3 separate regions of the Mus musculus genome follow, and regions 2 and 3 are each linked to region 1. The links are chromatin loops, found by intact Hi-C in ENCODE. Cell type or tissue: left cerebral cortex. All regions are shown on one strand.

Region 1 (8,000 bases):
TTCTGACTTTTCTCATTTGAAATGTTCTATTTGCTTTTACATATTTTGTCACCTTTTCTTTTGTTTTTAAAACTGTTAATTATTGTAGCTTTTTTGCTCTTAAAAATCAGACAAAAATGCAAGGCAGAAGTTTTGACAAAAGGGTTATCATCATCATTATCATCATCATCCATTTTCCTCGGCAACAAAAGTCCCCTCAAGGTGCCTGAGAAATGGTCACATTTTCATGAGTTTTATAAAAAATAATTTTCTATTTGCAAAACAAAAGTGAAATAAAACATTCATAGAAGTTGATGATGTAATAATCTATGTTAAAAATAAATTTTGTGAAAATCCTACCATTTACAAACTGCACATAACAAAAGAAAAAAATGAGTATTTATTTCTCAAGTAAAATACCATCAATGAATTTTAAGGCAAAATAAAATTTGAGAGATCATTTGCAAGGGGGACAAAGTCTCTACGGTGTCAAAGGTAGAAAGCTCAAGGGCAAATGTGAATAAGTCAACAATAAGTTACCAGAGTGGATTAGCAGGACCTTCAGAGAATTCCATTTGTCTCCACAGAGGCTTTCCAAACACTCAAGGGAACAAAGTGTTGATCCTCCATTTCCTTAAAAACAATTCAGAAGCATATTGTTTCAGATAAAACTAGGAATATTTTTATATAAGCAATGTTACAATTTTGAAGACGTGAATTTTGTCAATAGGAGGCAGACAGATTGATGTTATTGTCAGAAGAAGTGATCAGGTACAGTAAGTAAGCAAACAAACAGCTAATCAGGGAACACAGAGAGTAAAGCTCACAATGTCTCAGTGTCATGATAGAAGTGATAAGGTACAGGACCTGAGACTGTAAATTGATATACACTTGCCAACATACAACATACAATGGCTTCTTCCACATGACACAACCTAACACACTAGTTGGAGGTTTTTGTTTTTTTTCTTAATGTAGGAACCTGGTTGTATAAAATATTTTAAATACCACTTACATCCTGTATACTTAATTCTCCTCTATAGAAGAGACATCATACAGGTGCTAACCTTCTAAACCAGGAGTGGGAAGTGAGAGGAACGCCAGTGCCATGCACGTGCATCTTGTTCCGCACGACGAGGCTTTAGCTTTACTCAGCACATGAGCCACAAGCTTAGTGATACATTCTTATAAAATCATACTATTTACAGTCTAAACACTGCAAGTAAATAAGTAAATGAGAGATGAATGTTGGCCTTCTTTTAATGAATAACAATACAAAAGTAGAAGAAATCCTTTGCACTTCTCTCCTTAAGGAATCAAAGGTGACACGTAATTGATATATCTGCAATGATGACAAAGTTGAATTCTCCAGGGTTTAAGTAAATATTCTACGATACTTCAAGTAACTGGTCCTTGTTTGTCTGTTTCCCGTAACTTGGTCCTAAGAGGCCAAGTATATATATACATCAGCTTCCTGATTTGTTTTCTTCACCAAACTACTTCATGAAATGACTCAGTTGCTCAGTTGGAAAAGATCTTAAGAGAACTTCCAGCAAATTCCAGTGTAAATTGTACTGAGGCAAAAAAAAAAAAAAAAAAAATCTTTAAAATAAGGTCTGGACTAGTTTCTCTGTAAGTCACAGGGGCTCAGAATCTCTTTTTGGACTTTTATCATTTTAAAAGCTAAGTTTCAGATCTTAAAGTTTTTAAAGGCCATGTGTACAGATAAACAGTTTATAAACTATAAACAAAGAAAAATTATTTTTCAATTATTATTTTTGTCCAGAGTCCTTTATAAGCACCCCCATGAAATGTGTACCAATTTTGGTCCCAGCAGGATCTGGAAAAACATGGTATTGAACTCCAAGAGGCAATTCCCTTTTCTTCAGCTTCTCGGACAACTGTTGCTTGTAAGCGAGCTCCTGCTTTTCATCAGCTGCTGTTATTGCAACCACATCCCAGAATTCTCCAGCTGCCACGGGTTTGCCTATTGGAAAAATAGCAAGGAACCTTCTTTTAATGCTATCAGTCATCTCACTTACAAGTTTGCCTATTTCAAAACAGGGGCTAACAAAGGATAATCATTACCATCTTCCATACTAAGAAGGGGATACAACCAGCCAATCAACCAACCAACCAACCAACAAACCAATCAACAAAACAAACAAGCAAACATTACCCTCTAAAAGCAAGTTTTGCGAACCAGGGCCCTTAATGTTGCTGGCTGAGAAATTTCAACTCAAGGATCCACTCCTTCCAGGTTTTTGTTTAGGAATGTGGTCTTTTGTTATTGTTGCTTATCATTTTTTTCTTTCCTTTTCTTTTGTGGTACTGGGAAATAACCACAGAGTCCTATGCTTGCCAGCTCTATCACTGAGCTATGTTCATAATCCTTCATTTATCTATTTAATTAATTTAGTATCTTACGTTTGACAGGGTTGAGACAGGCTAGTTCAAAGGTAGTAAGCTATTGCAAGTGATTGTTCACATTCAGTTACAGATTGAAGTTCTATTCTATACTTCCCCCCTTCTCACTAATGCACTTGACTAGAGATAGAGGAAGGCAAAGCCTACCTAACCCAGAACTCCTCTAATGTGCTTGAAATTGGTCCTGCGAGTTCACTTCAGGGTCTCTCTATCTTGGCAATGGGAGACCCAGAAGGCTGGACTTCTGCAGAATAAATACTCTTTGTGTTTACATACTGTTGGAATCTGGGGCATCATTCTTTGGTGACTCATTCTTCAGTGAATCATGGACTCTTCCACTACTTGACAGATTGGCTCTGAACTCATATTTATTTTCTATCTATCTACCACACGACCGATCGATCTACCTATTATCTATCTGTCTATCAATTATCATCGTCTATTTGTCTGTGCAATCCAGGTAGGTCTTGAACCTCGTTCCTACTGCCTTAGCGTCTCAAGTAGATGACAGTACAGACTTGCGACACCAGTCCTAGCTTCTAATATTTTTATTAACGATGATCAAACTACACTTTATATAAGCAATCAGAATACAACACAAACCCCAGGACTAAACTTCTCAATGAACTCATTAAATGACAAATTGCACTTTCAAGAATCAGTGGAACCCTCTAATCAGCAAAAATATTAATAAGGTTTTTAACAAGTTGAGAGAGAATGAGAGGGAGGGGAAAGATAAAGAGGGAGGGAGGGACTGAGATAAGAAGGAGGAATAGGTAGGAAAGGAGGGGGAAGGGGAGGGAGAAGGAGAGGAGAGAGACAGACATGTTAGCTTGGATTTAATAGTTCCAATCATTCTGGTATCCAAATATAAGACCGTACATTTTAGGCACTCATAAATATCAATTTTACCAGACAGCTGTACCCCAAACTTACATTATCAAATTTAAAGCCATGATTGCCTCCGTATTGGGGTTTACATTGGAATAAAGTGGAGTTAAGCAGCGGGGCTTGGGAAAAGAAAAGAAACAAGGTAACGACTACTGCAGACTCTAAGCAAAAGGTCTTCTACCACTGAGTTAAGCCAGTGTTACTTCCCGTTGGTAATTCTCTTACTGCTCCTTCCTGACATCTAAGTTTAGGCTCGCACAGAGAGGAGGAAAAGGGAAAAAGGGAAAAGTCTGGCTGGCCTGGCCAGGACGGAGCGGACAGGAAGGGGTATCGGACAGGAAGCTGCGCGGGGTCCTTGGGAAGGCGCTCTCCGTGCAGGGGGGCAGAGAACTCAGTTCCGCCTTGGTACCTCTCAGCTCAGAAAATCTGCGCAGTTTCCGCAGGGTGGCTTCGCGGAGAGACGCCATGGCCGACTTCCGGGAGCACACTTAGCACGCACGCGCACTCCAAACCCCGCCCCGCCCCGCCCCGCCCCGCCTCCTCCATGCTCTCCACGTCACCGCGGCCCTGGAAGCGCCCTGAGACTTGAAAAGCTAGGATGGCGTGAGCGTGCGCAAGCGGCGTTTCCTGGGCAACGATCTGTGGGGCAGATGGGCGGGCACCTAGCGGGGTCGGGTTGTGCGGAGCTCTGGGTTCCTGCCTTACCGTGTCTGACAACCCGCGGTGCGACCGAGAAGACCAACCCACCCACCATTAGTGGATCCACCACCCAGATGCTGAGGTGACCTGCCCGCACGGAGCTCCTATTCCTGTCAGAAGCCTCCCAGGGAGGCCAGGCCCCTGAACCAGAGAGAGGCTCGGCTCTGTGGGATGCTTTCTGGTGGGCCAGACTACTCTGCACCCTTCAGTTGTCCAACTTCCCAGGCCCAGTACTGAACTAGCGCCTTTAGCCAGCACTGCACACTCTGTTGTGTTCACTTGCTTCAAGGAGATTCAACCAAAGGTGCCAGATATTGGAAAGAACCAGTCTTACTTAATACACTTTCATAGAGTGGTTATATGTGTTTCTCTTGTAGAGTGCATAAGTTTATATCGAGTACTACAGGTTGATCTCTTTAATCTTTCACATAGTACATAGAGAGGAACGCTATTTGAGGAAGCCATTTCAGTCTGAAACCCAGAAATCTTACCACTACAATTTGACTTGAGAAGCTTCTCTTCTTTAAAATCTAACTCAGAATTCTGCATAGCAGCTCCCTATGAACTTTTAAGTTTCTGAGTAAGCTTAGTTTTTCACTTAAAGCCTTGACCTCAGCATTTAATTCTGTATTTAAAGTGGACACATTTGTGGGGAGGAGATAACTGTTTCACAATACACTCCGGCTGAAGGAAATTAAGAAAATACAGAAAGGCCCGATAGATAATAACAGCAATAGCAGTCAGAGCTTGTAATTTATAGTCTTGAGTGAACTGGAGTCATCCCAGGTTTTTGGTGACCTGCCTTATGTTTAAAGGGCACAGACACACTGAAGTATGTTGGTGGGTATGGCAAGAATATAAGCAGAGCTTTATTTGGAGTCTACTAAAGTAACACAAACAGGAAAGATTTGGTGGAAATTTAAAAGATAATAATGGGAGATGGAGAGAAATTGCTTAGATTATAGAAACACTTAACCAACAACACCTGTCCAATAAATAAGTGTGGATTGTGAGAGAAATTACTAAAAGATGCTGAAAGTGGATGACATGACATTTAAATGAGCTGAGGAAAGGTATGTATGGGGAAGCATAGTGAAGTCATAAGAGAAGACCTGTAATAATATTGGATATGTAGAATAAACTAGTGCAAATATAGTAGAAATTGTTGTGTGTCTGTGCATCATGTATGTGGTTCTGGAGATCAAGACAGGGCTGGCTAGACAATTTTGTGAGTTGTCAGAATGGAGAGGGAATTTATTTTCAACTACAGGAGGAGGTTGAGGTCCAAAGGGAATAATACAGGTCAAAAAGGCCTACATATTTGAGTACCTACCAAACATTCTTATAAGTGGAAAACAAATTAACCAAATTTAAATTTCTCATATAGTACTTCACACCCACCTTTCCATTCCATGCTGAAATGTGCTGTCTTGAGCTAGTGCAGGCCTTGGGTGCTGTTACAGCTGCTGTGAGTTCATGAGTGCAGCTGCCTGCTATGTCCAGAAAACAGTGTCCACCTCCTCCGGCACTTACCCTCTTTCTCCCTCCCTTTGACAGTGATCCCTACACTGTGTGTGTGTGTGTGTGTGTGTGTGTGTGTGTGTGTGTGTGTACCTTTCAGAAATTGAGCACTGCTTAGTTGTACTCTCTACACATTGACCAGTTATTAGTCTCTGTGTTAGTTGCCATATATTGCAAAAAGAAGAAAGAAAGAAAGAAAGAAAGAAAGAAACCTTTCTGATGAGGGTTGAGAGATGCACTAAACTATGGGTGTAGCTATAGATAATTGGGAGTTAGTTTAATATGCTATGTCTGTTCGGTAGATTAATAGTAGTAGTAGGTTCTCCAGTAGAACTTCATGACCTACCTGTCTGGCCACACATTTGTGATTCTAATAGCGGTGTTAGATATGGGCTCTATTTATGGAGGGTGACTTAAATTCTTAAATCAGAAAGTTGTTGGTTACCCCTCATGAAATTCTTCTCACTAGTATACCAGTAAGTGCATTTTACCAGGTCAGTCGTTAAAGCTTATATAAGTCCTGTTTCTACCTGAGGGGCTATGGACCATTCATAGCTGCTTGGAAAGGCTGAATCAATTTTCTTTAAGGCTGTGGCCTCTCTGGTAGGTCAACCATGCTTTAGTAGATGGCCCCACTCATGAGGATATTGGCAGCATACAATAGACCCAATGAACTTTAACAAAAGAAGAGAGATAAAACTCTTTGAATATGTATATTGTCTAAAAGTTAAAGTAAATGAGATGGAATAATCAGAATGATGAATAATTTCAGATAAGAGCTTCATGTACAGTGATGTGGCTGTATAAAACTACACATCTCTCTATATATATTATTTATACACGATGCAGTGAAGCATGTCACTTTTAATTAGAGGGATGGAATCTTGATGCTGTTAATAAGGATGGATGTTGATTGTATGAACCATGTTTGTAAAAATATGATTTTGTGTATTGGATTAAAAAGGGGAATTAAGAAAATAACCAGTAATGTGGCTGCCTTGGAGAAAGCATTGCAAAACATAGTTGGTGAAACACTGGTATCCAAAATAATACAAGGCACTCAAACTCAACAGTAAGCAAACAGCCAACCAAAAAATGATCAAAAAAGCTAAAAAAGGAAGTACCTCATTGGAGGACATACTCAGATGGCAAACCAAAACACAGCATCAGATATATGTAGGAATTTCAAATTCAAAAATTCAGGTACCCCTATATAGCTACCAGACTGGCCATGATTTAAAATACCAATACACCAAATACTAGTAAGAATGTAAAGGAATAATTTTTCAGCTTGTTGCTGATGGAAACACAAAATAGTGTTTTTAAAGACAAGCAGTCCATGACAAGATAAAGCATATATATGATCCAAAAGTAGGGTCCTTGATGTTTATCCATAGTGAGTGAAGACCACATAATATGCAATGACAAGTGTGGGCTTTGTTGTGAGATATTCACTTTGGTAGTAACCTGTAGATCTCTGCTGGGCTCTTCACTATAACAAATACATATTACTTCATAATACTAATTTAATAATGGAGAACTTTGAAATTGAATCATTATAAGAAGACTATACCTCTAAATTCTTCTGTTGACCTAAAACAACAGAAAACACCCTTTGCAGGAGAGATGTGATAAAGATATGCTAGTTATGGCTGAGTGTTCCAAAGTGTCTCACATGCTACATGTCTACCTTTAGGTCTCTGTATTAGTTATCATCTAATGCAAGAGGAAGCTTGTCTAATGAGGGTTGAATGAAGCACTCTTCTATGGGTATAGTAATACATCATTCTGAGTCATTTTATTGCTATATTTATTTAGCAGACTAGTAATATTAGGTTTTACTCTAGTACCCATGACCTATATAGTCTGAGGTTCTTGGCTTTCTTAACAGGGTCAGGTATGAGTTTCAAGTTGTGGAGAGGACCTTAAATCCGATTTACAGTAATTGGTTACTACTGTAACATTTGGGCCATTATCACACTTGTTCACTCCTTGCAGGAAGGCCACTATTGTAGCTCACAGGGTTTATACCTATATGTGATTTTGATAATGTTTCTCCTTTGGAAGCAAGCATAGTGCCTTCCAGCAGTGTGATAGCTTGAATGATAATGTCTCCCATAGGTGCATATATTTGAATGCTTGGTCTCAAGATAGAGGGACTGAGAAACTTTTTAGGAAGATTAGGAGATGTGTCCTAGAGAATGAATATCACCTGGGACAGGTTTTCGTACACCAGTATCTTTGTTTGGGTGATTGTTGTTGTTTTGTTTTTTTTTTTGTTTGTTTGTTTTGAGGGAAGATAAAGTTGGTGGAGTATGGGAAGTGTGTTGGCAGAGGGAAGAAATGATCAAATTATATTGTATGAAAATATTTAAAAATAAAGCAAACAATCATAGTAAAATGACACATTTATTGTATGAGTCGTACTCTGACATTCCTTGTGGAACAGCTACTGGCTCCAAATGAGCCATATTTTCTATTCT
Region 2 (8,000 bases), 500 kb before region 1:
AGTCTAGGGGAAACAAAGTCGCAGGCTGCGGAGCACTGTGTCTCAACCAAGGCTTTGAAAGCGTGTCTAAGTGTTCCTGCTTCCTCTCACTCTCTCCACAGTGAGTGCTTCCGGGCACATGGCTTTAAATGGTGCATGCTAACATCTCTCCAGTGTGCATCTGCAGGCCAGTCTATACTCCAGAGCAGCCTTTTACACAAACACCAACCACATTTTGGTGTTAGAACTGAAGTGGCTTTCAAGTTGTGCTAACCCCAGCGACAACATTTGCAGAAAGGGCCTTTATGTTGGTCATGCTGGATAAGGTTGTCAAGGTAGGGACCTAAGTCAACAGGGGTGATGATGACCTTATAAGAGATGCCACTGCTGTGCATTCACAGAGGAAGGCCATGAGAGAGGCAAGGGAGAGGTGGTTGTCTGTAAGGCATCCAGAATAAGACGCACGTCTGAAGCCTGGACACTTCTCTATGGTGCTAGGGCGCTGTGATGCTGTGACACTAGGGCGCTGTGACACTATGGCACTGCTGTGATCTCTTCACCACTTCTCCCCTCAGGCTGTCTAATTCTTGAGCGGCCTCATCACTCTGTTAATGCAGAAGCTAAAACATTTTGACTCTGTCACCCTCTCATGTTCTTTGGTGTCCTCTCAGGCCATGCCACCACACTCCAGGACACTACAGCTGAGCCCTAATATACTGTGGCAGAACTAGGCTCTCAAAGTACAGTGCGCCAAGCCTTTGCAGCTAGCCCTTGCCTGACAAGGCAACCAGACCTCTTCTGGCCTAGAGGCCTCCATCTTCCTCTCTCCTCATCCCCCCTCCCCTCTATGGCCTGCTTCTTCTGCTCTGTGAACACACCAGACCTTTCTTGCTTCTGAAACAGGGAACACTCTAATCTGCTCGGAATCTTCATCTCCCAGCTGCAGGCCTAACTCTGCTTCGTCCTTTTCAGTCTCAGCTTCAGGGAGTTCTTCAGAGCAGCTTGTGAGCAAGGACTGCACACAGCTCTACCCGGATGCTCTGTGGCTCATGATTTACTAAATTATGTTGCAATGAGACGACTCTGCATGTAATGGAGTAAAAGGTGTAGGTGAGCAGGGAGACCTCAGACATGCAGTTCTTGAGCTCTCGTCTAGAACTCAGCCAGAAAACCAAAGACACAGCACTGTGAAATCCACATGAATCCTCCCGCTGAGGGAGACCGCGGGCCAGGTGTGGGTACTCATTTTACTTTCCCAGAGATGACCGGGAGTCCCTACTCCTAACACTTGACATAAATAGCTAGACCAAGCAAACATATGAGAACAATTAAGTCAAAACATTAGCTGAATCAATCAACATTAAATAATTTTAAAAGGTGGCTTAAAGCTTAAAATTAATTCTACTGAAAGACATCTCAATTCAAGAGCAAGTTCAACGTCTTACCAGGGTTTGTGCGTCCTGCAGTGTCCGGCATTGCACATGGAGGATAAAAGGTTCAAACTTCAAAACAGCTTCGCTGGTTGCACCCTTCAGAGCTGCCATCTGAGGGAACCAAGGGTCAGCATGAGGTGCGGCTGCCCAGCCCTGTCCTGTCAACCTGTTCTCCCACCCACCTTCTGCTTCCTAGACATTCTAGCTCTCACTACCCACTCTGTCTGAGACATCTGCGTCCTCTGCCCTCATTTTTATTACAAACATTATTCTTTGCTTATTTTACTTAGTTTCCTGTGGAGCCTATGAAGGGCATGGAGCCCTCCCCATTCCACACGAGAATGCTGGAACCAGCCACACCTCTTTGTGTCCACTTCTCTCCTTTCCTCATTTCTGCAGAGGATGGGGCCGGATGTCCACAGGGACCCGGAGGGAAGGTCTCTGCCTGGTACAACCTTCCCTGTGCTCACTCTGCAGGCTCAGAGACGACACACTGGGCACAGCCATGAGCGTGTCCAGAAGGGATCGTGGTAAATGATATACTCTTATTTCCAACATTGAAGCTAGCAAGGCAGAGTGAAGTCCCTTCTTCTTTTATATTTTTTTTACCAGGTTGCAAAGTTATTAAATAACAGAGCTGAATGTGAGATTTGAACCCAGTGAGCCATGTGCCCACCCTCACCTCTGTGCTGCTGAAGAGGCAGGCCTCCCTGCTGAGTTGCAGATCACTTTTTAACTTAAAAACTTACCACATCGTCTCTCGCACACGGTTTGTGTGTGACCAGCAGCCAGCAGCAGTGTTGCTTCTGAACTCCAGAGCCTTCTGTGCTCTAAAATGACAGACAACTCAACTGTAAAACTTAGCAAGATGAGTACATTTGCATTGTAGAACATGGTGGGCATTCTTAAGTTAGTACTCAGAAAGATGACTGAAAAATAATTCAGTGTATTTTGGGTAAAGATAACCTAGGAGAAAAATCAATTCAAGTAACTTAGGGCTCAGATGGTAAAAGTACTCAGGTGTCTTCAGAAACAGGGGCGTGCTTTTGGTTTGCTTCTGTGTTTGTGTTGTGCTGCTGGGGATGAAACCCAAGATCTTATGAATGGCAGCTGAGCACACCTACCCTGGGTCACAAGCCTCTCTGGGCATGTGTTTGCTGGAAGAAAAGGATGAAGGACTTATATGTTAGCAGTATTTCACCATAAAAAAGTGAAAAAGGGAGAAGGCACCTCCTGTAGAACAGGGTGGCTAACACTACGGAAGGCCGACCATTTGCTGACGTCTGGGATGGGCACACCTTTCGACATGTTCCTCACCACTATGGAAATGTATTTGAGATCCCTAAAGTAGACTGCATATGCAAAGCAGCGAGGAGCAATGTGTCAAAGCTCTGGAGAGGCTGTCATTCCAACAGCGACCTAAACACTGCTTCTTTGCAAATTCTAATCGGTATATACAGATCCTTCCCTCAGAGTCTGCAAAGGGAGAGCAGAAAACCACACACATGAAGACCACCGCATCTCTACAACAACCACGCACACAAAGCTCTGGAGGCTCCTCTGGGAGCTGGTGGGGGAAGCGTGGGCCCTGAACGACCGGTTTTCATAGTGAGGCTCTAGGAACATGGGCTGGCTGTTATAAACAACCTCCGAGCCAAATGAGTGGTTTATGCTTAGCAAATGTACACAATGTCACACCACGACTTGGAACATCTCTGGCTTACCTATGTTTTCTCCACCCTGATTTTTTTTTTCACTTTCCTTCTTTTCTAATAAAGCAGAGTAAAAATAAATAGCCACCAAGTATAAGATACATAAGCTAGACAAGGTTCAGAAAGCATCCTATGACAACTCAGAATGGACAGCCACTCTTAAGTGGGCACTGTGCTTGTCTGCACCTCTTTCTGTGTCTGGCATAACAGTGGAGCTTGGAGAGTCGTGTCTCAGCTATGTAGATATAGGGGAAGCATTATAGGACAGCTACTCCAGAAGCTGAGGCAGGAGGACCACAGGTTCCAGGAGTTCTTGGTCTATTAAATGTGTTCAAGATCAGTCTATGCAGCTTTGAAAGATCCTGTTTTAGAAGGTTTAAAAAAAAAAAAAAACAAAAGGTAGGGAGGAGGCTGGAAGTTTCACTCAGTGGTAGAGTGTTTGCTGAGCATGATCGAGACCCTAAGTTCGGTTCTCAGTACTCTGCCACTCCTAAATGAAGAACAGGAACAAGACAAAGACAAGTAACTAAAGAAAATAGTTCAATCTTGGCAGTTGGTTAAAATGAGGAAAGGATTGCAGGTTACAGAACAATATAAATTTGGATTTTCTAAAGTAAATTCTGCTTAAAAATGAAAATATATAAAATATATATCATATTCTATTATGATTATATTTTGTATAATCATAATTATAATATGTTTTCATTATAGATATTTTACACATAGTATATACATATATATTTATACATTTATAAATATATTATACATATATGTGTATGCATCCCTCATATGCATATACATATGAATGTGTTGTGAAACATGGCTTGGAGAAGAGACAACAGTGTTTTGGAGACTCGTCTGAATAAACCCAGGCAGGGCAGTTGTAGAAGAGGTGTGGGCAGCTAGCTTGTGAGCAAGAGTGTCCATGAACAGAACGGGAGTGGTGGAAGCAATATAAACATGAACAGACCTCGATAATCTGGGACTTCAGTACGTGAAGAACCAAGCGGAACCTAGCGACTTTTAACCAGCAATATGGGGCCAGGCACGATGAGAAATGTTGGAAATAAATTACCCTATTTCACGTGTTGTCTAGTTATCCTGTGTTGTGGGACAGGAAGAGGATGAGAGCGTGCAGCCAGGGGCTTTGACCATGTATCTACAGTACTGTTTCATTTAGAGCTAAAATGCCCAGGGCTGTAATAATGACACCGGCCACCAGGGGGCAGCGACCCCTTAACCTTCGGGCGCCCATCTCATAGCGACAGTGATTGGGTTAGCGCGGCTCGAGGGCGAGCGTGACCGAAGGGACTTGGAGACTCGAGCTCCTCCAGCGCTCTGTAAATCCAATCCCCAGCCTTCGCCACTTAAGCTAGCTCCACCATCACCCGGAGGACGCATTAGCATTGCACAGCCTCCCCCGGCCCGGGCCTCACCCCGTCCAGAAGGAGGATGCGCCCTGCGCAGGAGCTGGTGGTGAAAAACTCTTCCCGCGAGTTCAGGAGCTCCACCACCTCCACCGCGTCCTCGTCCACACTGCCCTTGCGGCTAAGGTCCGCCTTGCTCAGACTCTGCGCCTTCCACCGGCCGAACTCCGCGCTACGGTCCATGAGCGAGCGAGCGAGCTGGGGTCGGCTTTCTGCTCTGGAATGCGCCTTCTTCTCCATGGGCGCAGCCATATTGCCGCCACGGTGGCCGGAGAGGACCAAAGTTCCCCATTGGCGCAACCAGGAGCAAGACGTGCGCCGCCAGACCGTACAGGCGTAAACCGAGAGGGGGAGCCTAGCGAAGTTAGGGAAAGCCAGCCCACCTCTTTCCCCACAGACCTTCTGGAGCTTAGGAGGTTTTGTTTCCTACTCTAGAGGAGGGTAAGTCACCCAGGACCGCAAGCAAGGTCCTACTCTTGTCTGCCGGGAGGCTTTTTTTTTTTTTTTTTTCTTTCTTTCAAGTTCTAGGCTCCAGGAGATCTATCTGCACTGGAGAACTGCACAGCAGGCGGCCGGTGGTTCCGACTGGGGTAGCTGCCTACTGATGCCTGGGGATTTCTGCCGCCACCCAGGCACTCGCGCCCCAACTCCGGGTTCACAACTTCCCAGGTGCAGGTAGAGGAGGTCTGTGTTCTGTCCTCCGGTGTGTATGCAGTGGGCGTTGTTATTCCTATTTTTAGACATAGTGGCACCCACCTACAGTAGTCTTCAAAAGAAAGAAGAGAGACCTAGAGAGAGTCAGAGACAGAGGGACACAGAGAGGGACAGAGTTAGAAAAACCTAATACATTGTTAACTACATCTTGCGCATTTACAGTTCCCAGAGTTCCTGCCTCAGTCTTGTGACCAGAAAAGACCTGTTAATGATTGAAAGTGCAGAGGCCACTGTGTGGACTTCGTGTCCACCTCGAGCCCCTGAAGCCACCATAACTCCCCGCTGGCTCCTGCCCTAGGAAATGCAGCTTGTAGCAAGCAGCATTCTGTCACACTGAAGCGGGGCCTGCCCTGTCCATGAGATGCTGCAGGGGTACAGAGTGATCAGTGTGAAAGCAAGACCGTGACAACATCATATAGCCAGAAGACTTGGACTGGATACTTTAATTTTCATCATTTATTCGTGTTTCCAAGTTAATAGTAAGCCACAAGCTTCCATGAGCCATTCTGGAACAGTGGCAGTACATTTTATAACTATGAGGCCTCTTTTTTAGTCTTCATTTAAAACTCTCTCTAGAAATCAATTTTATTTTATTTTGCTCTTTTTTCCACACCGTGTGTATTCCTGGTGCACTCAAAGGACAGAAGAGGGTATTAGATCTCCTGGGACTGGAGTTAGAATAGGTTTCGAGCCTGAGTCACCAAGTTGGTGCTGGAAAGCCAAATGAAGCCCTCAGCAAGAGGATAACAAGTGTTCCTTGCCGCTAGCCCTAACCTTGGCCCTCTGCACTTCATTAGTAATATGTCTTTCCTCTTGAGTTTGAGAGTTGACTCACTAACTCTATGTTAAGATATACATACGTCTAACATATCCCCTACCCATTTAACTTTCATTTAAACCAATGAATGAGTTTCAATCAGTCTAGAGGAGGAATTTTTAACTGTGTATGTCCTAGAAATAAAAAGTAAAATAAAAATAAAACAAGGTACTATAAACAGTTTTCACAACATATATATGATAGATAGAAAAGCCCATTTAAACCATAGCATAGTTAACAAACCAAAGAAACTAGGCATGATGGTGCATATACTAGGAAAGCTGAGGCAGGGGAGTTATCCAGAGCTCCAGACCAACCTGGACTACAGTGTGAGATGCTCCAAAGTGGCAGAAAGCTCCTCCTTGTCCAGTGTGAGACCATGAGTAACAATAAAGCTTACATTGTTGCAGCCAATCCCCACAGGTAGCCTAGACTAGACAACCTATACCATCAGGGTAGATTAGCTTTCCCTGTAGAACCATGTCTTTTATGTTTCTACTGTATTTCCCAATTTGTAGGCATTTGAAGAATACCCAAGTAGACGCCTTTATTAGATAATATATGCCCCAGCCTATAGCTTGGTGACATTTCATACCCAATTGCTCATACATTCCAGAATTCATTTCAGAGGCATGAAGGACAATCGATGCCAACATTTCCAAAAGTGAAGTTGGAAGATTCTAAGTTAAGGAAATAAAATCAGCCAACATTTAAGGCACTGAACTTGGGTTCTAGCCCTGCTGTGACCTCTGTGACCTGCCAGGGTTTCTGAACCTCTTCTAACAAAGGCAAAGGTCGTCTCCTTCATAAAAGGAAGGCTGGCTTTTTAGTTCTGCATAGCATCTTTTCCCTTTGGTCTTTTGTAAAGATAATAAAATGAATGGAGATTTAAAAACTATGCTTTTTTAGGAAAAGCTCACTATTATGAAGGCTTAAGTTCATAACTGCTGTTAGTATATCATCCTATTTTATTCTTGTGGTTCTTGTCAGGAGCCATCGAGGAAAGGGGACCTTCCTGGAGGCTTATGATGGCTGAGCTCTGAGAGGCAAGCTCTCAAGAGGCTTCATCTCTGGGTTGCTTCCTGCAGCTGATATGCCTTTCCTGTCATAGATAATCTAAGGGTTCCAGAGCATCACCCACTCTATTGAGCAGATTTCGTATAGATCAACCTAAAGATGAACTTTCATGAATTAATGCTGTTTAGATGAATTAATGATTTCATAGAATTCCTGATTTGATTCAAATCCTTTTGGGAAGAAAGCTTTAAGATGGTTTTAGTTGTTTTGCTAGAAAGATGTAATAAAGTTAGAATCAGGAATAGACAGTGCCCGTGCCTCAGAATAGTAAGTAAAGGCTGCATAATAAAAGATACAACAAGCTTTCAAAATTACACTAAAAGGAGAAAATAGGCTTGGGACAAATTTGTGTTCAAGGAAAAATATTCAGGTCCAAGGATGAAGCCACAGGTGTGCACTATGATCAGGCCAGGGCATGTAAAAACTGAACTTATAGTGAGCTTATCGTATAAAACACTGCATTGCACTTGTTACTGATACCTTTCCGTAACTCCCTTTTATGTAACATTTTATCTATAAGGGAATTCTTTCTTAGAGAACTTTTTGTCTAAAAGTATAAAAAGTCTGACAGCAATAAAGGAAGGTGGTGCAGCACACACATTTTCCGGTGTGTGTGTGTGTGTGTGTGTGTGTGTGTGTGTGTGTTGTTGTTGTTGTTGTTTGTGTGAGGGACTTCTCTCTGGTTCAAAAACAGTTAAGGAGCTCTGAGCCTCTTACCTGGCCAGCCAGGGGCTCCCCACTCACTCTCCAGAGAGAGGAGCACTAACAATAAATCCTTTCACTTAATTCCCTCTGCTGAAGAGCATGAGTTAGTCCACCAGGAACTGAGTTAGAGAGCTCA
Region 3 (8,000 bases), 280 kb before region 1:
ATGTGGCATTTCCCATCTACAAGCAATAATAATAATAATAATAATAATAATAATAATAATAATAATAAACTAATTATTTCAATGAGGAAAATATGAGTCATACACAGAGCATATAAAATAAGGGACTATATTTGGATTGTCAAGACCAGCCCATTAAAACACCAGGGGTGTTTGGTAGATAATGCTCTGTATTTGTGTGTGGGGGATCAGCATATATTTGTGATAAGTGATCAAAATCTGTTAACTTTGTAATTCCTTTTGTTTATTTAACCAAATGTATATAAATGGATCTCATTGTAGTTTTGAACAAACTACAATGGAAGGTGTTGGCTTGTGCCTCAGAAATGGCTCAGTGGGTGAAGACGCTATCACTAAGCCTGACAACCTGAGTTCAGTGTCACATGGTAGGAGAGAAGTGACTGCCACAAATGTCTTCAGACTTCCTCATACATGTTCTTGTGCTCACACATGTATACACACACTCACACACAGACACATACTCATACACTCACACATACAGAAAGACAGGCACAAGCAAACACAGACTTGCATACATGTGCATGTATATGCAAACACACACCTATTGACATATACATATGCATTCAGACATGCACACTCATACATGCATGCATGCACATGTACATGCACGCATGTACACATATACACACACAGACACAGACACACACACACAAGATGGTTGCATGAAAGTTTTAAACACAAAGGTGCTAGCCCAACTTAATAGTGAGTAATAAGTCTCTTGAAGATTAGGTGTGACTTCTCTCACTGAGGCCCGACCCCTGGTCCTCTGCTGTATATGTGTCAGGAGCCTTGGACCAGCTAGCGTATGCTGCCTTGTTGGTGGCTCAGTGTCTGAGAGATCTCAGGGGTCCAGGTTAGTTGAGACTGCAGGTCTTCCTATGGGGTCACCCTACTCCTTAACTTCTCCTAGCCTTTCCCTAACCACAGGGATCCCTGACTTAAGTCCACTGGTTGGGTGTAAATATCTGCATCTGTCTTAGTCATCTGCTTGTTGGGCCTCTCAAGGGCAGCCATGCTAGGCTCCTGTCTGTAAGCACACCACAGCATCAGTAATGGTGTCAGGCCTTGGAGCCTCAGCTTGAGATGGAACCCAATTTGAGCCTGTCACTGGATTTCCTTCCCCTCAGTCTTTTCTCCAATTATGTTCCTGCAGTTCTTTTAGATAGGAAGAATTCTGGGTTGGAGTTTTTGACTGTGGGATGGCAACTCCATCCCTCCACTTGATGCTCTGTCTTTCTACAAGTTACCTCTCCCTACTATTGGGCATTTCTTCTAAGGTCCCTCCCTTTGAGTCCTGAGCATTTCTTACCTCCCAGGTCTTTGGTATATTCTAGAGCCCCCTGACGCCCCGCCACTTCCTAATCTTTCAATTTTGTTTTAATGTATTTTAAAACATAAAGGTAGGCATTAATTAATTGCCCTTACTAATTATGTGCACTTGTTAAGCTGTCACTAAACTAAGAAGTATCTACACTTTAAAAAGGAAAGTTGCCATTCTGATGCAGAAGCAACAAGAATTTTCATAAAACCGAAACTGAGTTGGCAGTAACTACCCTACAGCCACACTTTCCATTCATAATGTGTGATGGGGAAAGACAGCAACAGACAGCATCCCTGTTGGTCTCATATTCCTGTAGTTTGTTTTGCCATGTGCCAGTTGCCCTGTATAATAATCAATGTAACAGAAGAGAAACATTTGCTTGAAACCAGTGTACTCAGGGATTGCTTTCTGAGCCTCTGAAATCTTTTCTGTTTTTATACTGGACTCTAGTTTCAGCAGGCACACCTGCAGGAATTAGGTAAAGGTCTATGCCACAGGCATCAGTGATTTCTTTCCTGCCATGGACTGTATCCATTGGTATTGCAGACACAAGTCACAAGGATGTGTCAGTGAATTAATATAGAAACAGCCTCTGCAAAGGAGGCAGTCACACTTTCAGTCTCATGGACACCTGGGGCTGGAACTGCTTCTAAGTGGAGGCTTTACAACTTGCAGGAAGTAAGCTATGGAGGCGAGGGGCATCTTGATCCATTAAAGACTGCAGTGGCATGCCTTTGATCTTGTTGTACATTCTCAGGCACGTACCTGTATGATGCTAGTTAAAGAGCAGACTGAGGCTAGCTTGTCTCCTTGGGCCGGTCTGTCTTTCCAACAGATTACCACAGATGTGGAAGCTGCTGCCTGGGGCCACACAGTGAGAATCAAGTGCATACTCACTTGCCTCAGTATGGAGGTGGGTCCTGAAACCTGAAACCCCACACAGGGAGGGATTTTGTGGTCATGTGGGGGAGTAGTATGAGAACAGCCCCCCTCTTTGTCACAATTCCTCAGCAAGGAGTGAAAAGCACACACTTTAGAGTCAACTGGATCCAGGCTCAGATCATGGCCCTGCTGTTCACTAACTGTAAAGCCTCCAGCAGGTTGTTCATCCTTTCTGGCTTCAGCCTGCTCATTTGGGGAATACTGATTGAAGGTTGATGGTTCTGCCACGCGGAAGAGCTGTGGTTGGCAGTGTTATAACTGGCCTAGAAAAAATTCACAATGTCTCAACCAAGGTGGCTAATGATCAGAGTACACAATGTATCTTCTTCCATGGTTTGGCTAGTTTGATATTATTATCAGTGGGCATAGCAATGATATGCTACCCACTCTAGATATTTCCCCCAGAGCTGAGATAAGGCCCACCTCTGCCGAAGGAGCAGTGCTACAACACTTACTGGGAAGGAAGCACTTCATCACGATCAGGAAACAAAACAGATTTCATCTGCTCACTGTCTTTGTGAAAGAGAATCTGCAGCATGGAAAATACCCACTCATGAATTTTTCAGACTTATTTGAGATTGAAGCTCTTCAAACATCTGCTCATTAATGTGGGCATCCAGCTAATGTCATAGATATTAATAGCAGATGCTGTTCTCTCTCCTGTAGTTAATACAGGAGCGGCTTTCTTCCTGGGCCCATAATGTTTTCTGATAGCTTTAATTGCTATTACTTAAGTAGAAGAAATACTGAATACCATAGATTCTAAAGAGATAGTAAGAAACAATGCTCCTTTAGAATAACAAACATCCTTTTTAAATATCAGTGAGCCAAAGGAAGAGAGCTGTCACTCTTGCTATTCTACGGGGGTTAGATTCGGTCCATACAGAAGATACTAAAGGTGAAAAGAAAGAGAATCTATGGAAATTAAAGCTGTCACTCTGTGCAGTGCCATTGTGTGAGCAGCTTCAAAAACCCATTTGGAAATCATGGCTCTTGTAACACAGTCATTACTGAGACACTAGCATCACCCACTTATTACTGCAAACATAGCAACAGTTGCCATGTGAGCAAGAGATCTGTAACACAAACAGTGGAGTCGGTTGGTGCAGGGTGGGGCTGGCTGGAGTCAGGGCTGCTGTGGCTGAGCGCAGTGCTACCTGTACCGGTTTAATTAGGCTGGCTGTTCTCTCTGGTCCCTGTGCCGTGTCCTGTCAGACATTTCCAGAGAACAGAAGCAGTCTCAAAAGGCGGCATTTCGGATTAAATCTTACATTCGGTGGCACACAAACAGAACCAAAGGCAGAATTTTGCTTTGATGTGCACAAGGGTAGACACGTGGCCCAGGCTTCCTTTTCATTTCCAGGAATGGAACCCTCACAGAACCCTTGTCATTAGAAAGCCCGGTCCACTTGTTGCTGTCACAATATGCCACTCCGTCTAATTGAAAATGGAGAAGTCTGTCATCATTTGCTTAGCAGTTTGCCTCTGGTGAATCTTCACAGGTTCCCTTTATGTGGCTGGGAATTAGTTAATTAGTATTACAAAATGCATCAGGAGGAACAGGCCCTTCGGTTACCAGGGAGGCCCTTTCAGGCTGCTAACAAGCTTGCCATGGGACAGGGAGAGCTGAAGAATGGTGGCAGAGCCGCCCAGCTGAGGAAGACATCTTTCCTTGCTCGCTCGCTCGACTGAGCCGTTGTAACCTAAATATGTCACTTTCTCAGTCTTTCTCAGTCTCGTGCAATGCGTTATATGTGGCGTAACTCCTGGTCCTTAAAGCTTTCTCTTTAAGAAGTACCGATTTTACACAGGCACAGGGTTTTCTTCTATCTCCCCTTTCATTAATTTCCCATTCTCCCAGCACTTCTTCTGAACAGAATATTTTGTTTGATATTCTTTCTTTGACATTTTTCACAGAGAGAGAGAAAGGTTGTTTCAATCTAAGGGCGGCTTTTAAAAGTCAGGGACAGATTGACATTTTTTCCTCACTCCTTAACTTTGACGCTGTATGCCTTTGTTAGGGGGATTTCTCCAATCTCTCGCCGCTGCACTCCCTGCAGCGCCCCCACTGAGGGCCAGATGGCGCCAGTGAGCAAGCCAACTTATAAGTGAGGTTAACAGTGCTGTTTAGGGTTCTCACCAGGGGAGGGAGTCCTGCAGGGGCCCCTTCTCACTGATTCTGTGGAAAGATAAGAAAGCAGAATCCCAGAGGTCTGAGGGTAGTCCTTGGCACAGTGGGATCTTTATTTCACTCCCGAATCTGGGAATTGTTGGCAAATGCCACTGTGTTGCTTTACAGGTGTGATACCAGGGGCTGTGCTGAATAAAGAATTTTTATAAAAAAATATTAAGTGGCTTTTGCACTACCGATGAATATTCTAGATTTTTGAACCTTCATGGAAATAATTTTAACATCTACTTCCTTTAACTTTTGTTTTGTGCGTGTGTGCCCTTGTGCGCGCTTTTGTGTATGTCTTTCTCTCTCTGTGTGTGTCTTTGTGTGTAGAGATGGCATTGTGCATGTACCATGGTGACTATGTGGAGGTCAGAGGACAGCCTCGGTTTTGGTTTCCCATTTATACTTTGCTTGAGACAGCGTCCTTTGTTGTCTGCAGTTGGCAGTTGCTGGTAGCAGACTGGCTGGCCTGCCCACATAGCGAGATTCTCCTGTCTCCACTTACTGTCTCTTCCTAGGAGCCCAGGACTTGCAGATATACACTGTAGCTTCTGGTTTTACATGAACTCTGAGGATACACTTCAGAGCCTCACATTGCTGAACCAGCTCCCATCTTTCATGTACTTTATATGACACCAGGCTCATAGCAAGGAGGTAGCCCAACCAAACCCATACAACACTAGCACCCATGGCTATAGGCTTCCTTCTTAGCCCCACACCCCATGAACACCAAAAGCTTTCCTGCTTCTATTAATTAGGAAAATTCATGGACAACTGAAAAATATTTTAACTTAAAAAGAAAAAAAGATAAAAGGGGCAGCTGACAGATATGCTGGCACCTGCTTGGATTCTGGCTTCTCTTCCTCGCCATTTATGTATTTTTTCACTTCAGACCCTTAATGAGCTGAGTGAATGACCTTGAGCAAGTGAGGGTCATAAAAAATTATACACTCCAGAGATGACAAATACCTGGGAAAAATTGCCTTGCCCCTAGATTTAGGCAAGTGACATCTTACTCTCCTCATTATACCGTAGTGACAAAGGGGCTTAACAGAGGCACATATTCAGAGAGTCCTTCCTCTCAGCACAGAGGGCCTGGCTGAAGGATGGGAAAGGTGCTAATGAGATGCTTAAATAAGCACTGAGCTTTGATGAAAAACTCATTAGCTATACATTCAATCAGCCATCTTGGAGGAAGCTAATAACTACTTTGGGAAACCAACGATACCATCTTTTTAAAAATCATTTTCTCAGATTTGTGAACCTCATAGTGATTTGTGTGTAACGTCAGGTTTAGGTACTGAACCCACATAGCATCTATGAATGAGAGAGGACAGTGACTCCATTTCCTCATTACTAGCAAGTCGTTGTGTGTGTTTGTTTGTTTGTTTGTTTTTCTTGCACTAAATGTCAGCCTCAATATTGTTGTTGTGTTAAGTCCAGAGGTTGTGAGTTCTGCAAACTGATTGCTTTAATGCAGAATACACTTAATCAATATGGAAAGAAATATAGCTTGACAAAACCTAAAGAAATTGCATTACAGTAGAGTTATCCTCTAAACTGGATCATATGTGCACTTCTGGTTGTAAAATTCCTAGAAGGAAGTAACTCTTGTTATATGTTCTGATTAGAGCTTGCTGCCTTTCCAGGTATCCACGGTGGCTGATTTGGAGGTAAATGATTGAAGACAATGGTGAGGGATGAGTTAGTCCTGATGTGTGGAGCTTTGGGTCTATAGGCAGCTGATTACAATCTGTCCCTAGGAGGTAAAATGAAGCAAGGTGGCCAGTGTCAGTAGGAGAATTTCTCTGTGAGCAGAAGCGTTGTAGTCCTGGTGTCTAAGGCTGTATTGAATTTGTCACTCTTCAGTGGGAGACCATTCAGCACCGCGGACAGCTCTTCACGGGGTCTCCTCGTCTATCTGCCTCTTACAAGAACTTCAAAGCTGGCAGCAGTGGCACATGCCTTTAATCCTAGCACTTGGGAGGCAGAGGCAGGTGGGTTTCTGAGTTCAAGGCCAGCCTGGTCTACAGAGTGAGTTTCAGGACAGCCAGGACTACACAGAGAAACCCTGTGCTTCAAGCTAGCAAGGTTGAAGTTTAGTCTTAACGCACAGTAGAATCACTGCCAGATAGGCCTGGGTTCAATCATGAACTTATTTTTTCCACCGCTTAATAGTTTTGTATCCATTGTTTAAAACTGCCTGTCTCAATTTGCTTTCCTTAAAGAGTGGGAGCCTTCAGCCAGCATTACTTCGAAACATTGATATTAGAATTAGATAGCATTATCTTGATGGCAGCTTGCAATGCTCACTTGCCCATGCTATAACAGGCATTTATACTTATGCTGAACACTGTCCTAAGGAACACAGTATAAAAAGAGGAGAGATGCTTATGAATGCAATATGCTTATAATCTAGGTAGGTATGAACAAAAATCAAGTGATTGGTTTAGGCCCTCACTCTACACAGATATACGTGTCACGAAGATTATTGTTGGCCTTTAGGTAGAATTTTGGAAGGCTGTGTGTGTGGCAGATACTTAACCCAAACAAAGTAGGAGGTCAGGTGATAAACACCTTTAAAAAGCTACAGTCTTGGAGCTAGAGAAATGGCTCAGAAATATTGCTCTTCTAGAGGGCTTGAACTAAATTCCCAGCACCCAGGTTGAGCAGCTTATAGGCAAATTTAACTCTAGCTCCAGCGTCCCAATGCCTGTTGTTTTTTTGTTTGTTTGTTTGTTTGTTTTGTTCTGTTTTTGGTTTTTTTGGCTTCTTCAGGAACCTACTCATACATGTTAAATACTCAAAAAGATGTACATACACATGCACATAAAAAATAAAAACATTTAAAATGTCTAACATCTTAAAGAGACAACCAAGTTTAAGAAAATGGGAAAAATAAAACCTGCCCTACGCAAGAGATGTAAGACACGAGTGCCCACTTCAAACTAAGCTACAGGTAACATGTAAAGAAAAAAGAAGTCTAGCCCATGGTATGTATGTATGTATATACCGTGGGCTAGACTTCTTTCCATGGCTTTACAGGCTCATGGAATATGAGCTCATAAGAGAACTAAGAACTAAGAAGAAGGGACAGGGCAGCAGGAAAGCCAAGAATCCATAGGAACAGCCATGTGATCAGAGCTTAAAGACTGAAGATGGGAAACCTAGTGGAAATCATAACATAAATGTTTTTAAAGAAAAGGTAAGCTTATATGGAAGGCAAAGAGACCTTCAAAACTGGCCTGAAAAAGTTTTAAACAACAACAAATACAATGGAAAGAAGTCAGGAAGAAATTGAGTTGGAAACAGACAGCAAAACAAAGAGAATCAGAGAATTAATAAGATAAATGCAAAAGAAGTTATCTAACCTGTAGCAGAGATGTAGAAGGTAGAAGTTGTACCTTCCCCACCAGGACACACATAAACACACTGCTTTACGCACAGACCTCTGTAGTTACACACTTTGCTAGCACACATGTCTCGGTGTATATTCATACACTATTGGCATGGATGTTCTGA

What was found. Hi-C counts contacts between places; a loop is a spot of excess contacts. Peaks named below come from ENCODE experiments on the same cell type or tissue, not always from the same donor. Only the 100,000 strongest peaks of a DNase experiment are listed, where the experiment ranks them.
Region 2: a loop joins it to region 1, with 7 times the contacts of the local background. A loop is called at or near these places in 13 of 42 quality-filtered maps.
Region 3: it touches region 1 in a loop (6-fold over the local background); 5 of 42 quality-filtered maps call a loop at or near these places.

The regions. Positions count from the first base shown.
Region 1 is chr3:155,089,593-155,097,592 of GRCm38, forward strand. Fpgt (fucose-1-phosphate guanylyltransferase) reads right to left here and starts at 3,786. Exons shown (of 4, transcript NM_029330.2): 1 at 3,707-3,786; 2 at 1,799-1,966; 3 at 520-612. The coding sequence starts at 3,764. It overlaps Lrriq3 (leucine-rich repeats and IQ motif containing 3), which reads left to right and starts at 3,842. Exons shown (of 8, transcript NM_028938.2): 1 at 3,842-4,078. In left cerebral cortex, a CTCF peak has its summit at 3,729; a DNase peak (open chromatin) is centred at 3,793; H3K4me3 peaks cover 1,493 bases; H3K27ac peaks cover 1,034 bases.
Region 2 is chr3:154,592,293-154,600,292 of GRCm38, forward strand. Tyw3 (tRNA-yW synthesizing protein 3 homolog (S. cerevisiae)) reads right to left here and starts at 4,806. Exons shown (of 6, transcript NM_172474.5): 1 at 4,561-4,806; 2 at 2,162-2,242; 3 at 1,425-1,523. The coding sequence starts at 4,734. It overlaps Cryz (crystallin, zeta), which reads left to right and starts at 4,419. Exons shown (of 9, transcript NM_009968.4): 1 at 4,419-4,992. In left cerebral cortex, CTCF peaks have their summits at 4,337 (motif pointing right) and 4,927; DNase peaks (open chromatin) are centred at 4,403 and 4,831; H3K4me3 peaks cover 1,750 bases; H3K27ac peaks cover 1,451 bases.
Region 3 is chr3:154,813,525-154,821,524 of GRCm38, forward strand. The region is part of intron 23 of Tnni3k (TNNI3 interacting kinase); the gene reads right to left. Among named protein-coding and RNA genes, the nearest start is that of Gm20389, 110 kb to the left of the region's middle. In left cerebral cortex, a CTCF peak has its summit at 4,393; DNase peaks (open chromatin) are centred at 2,018, 2,743, 3,407, 3,903 and 2 more places; H3K4me3 peaks cover 638 bases; H3K27ac peaks cover 1,859 bases.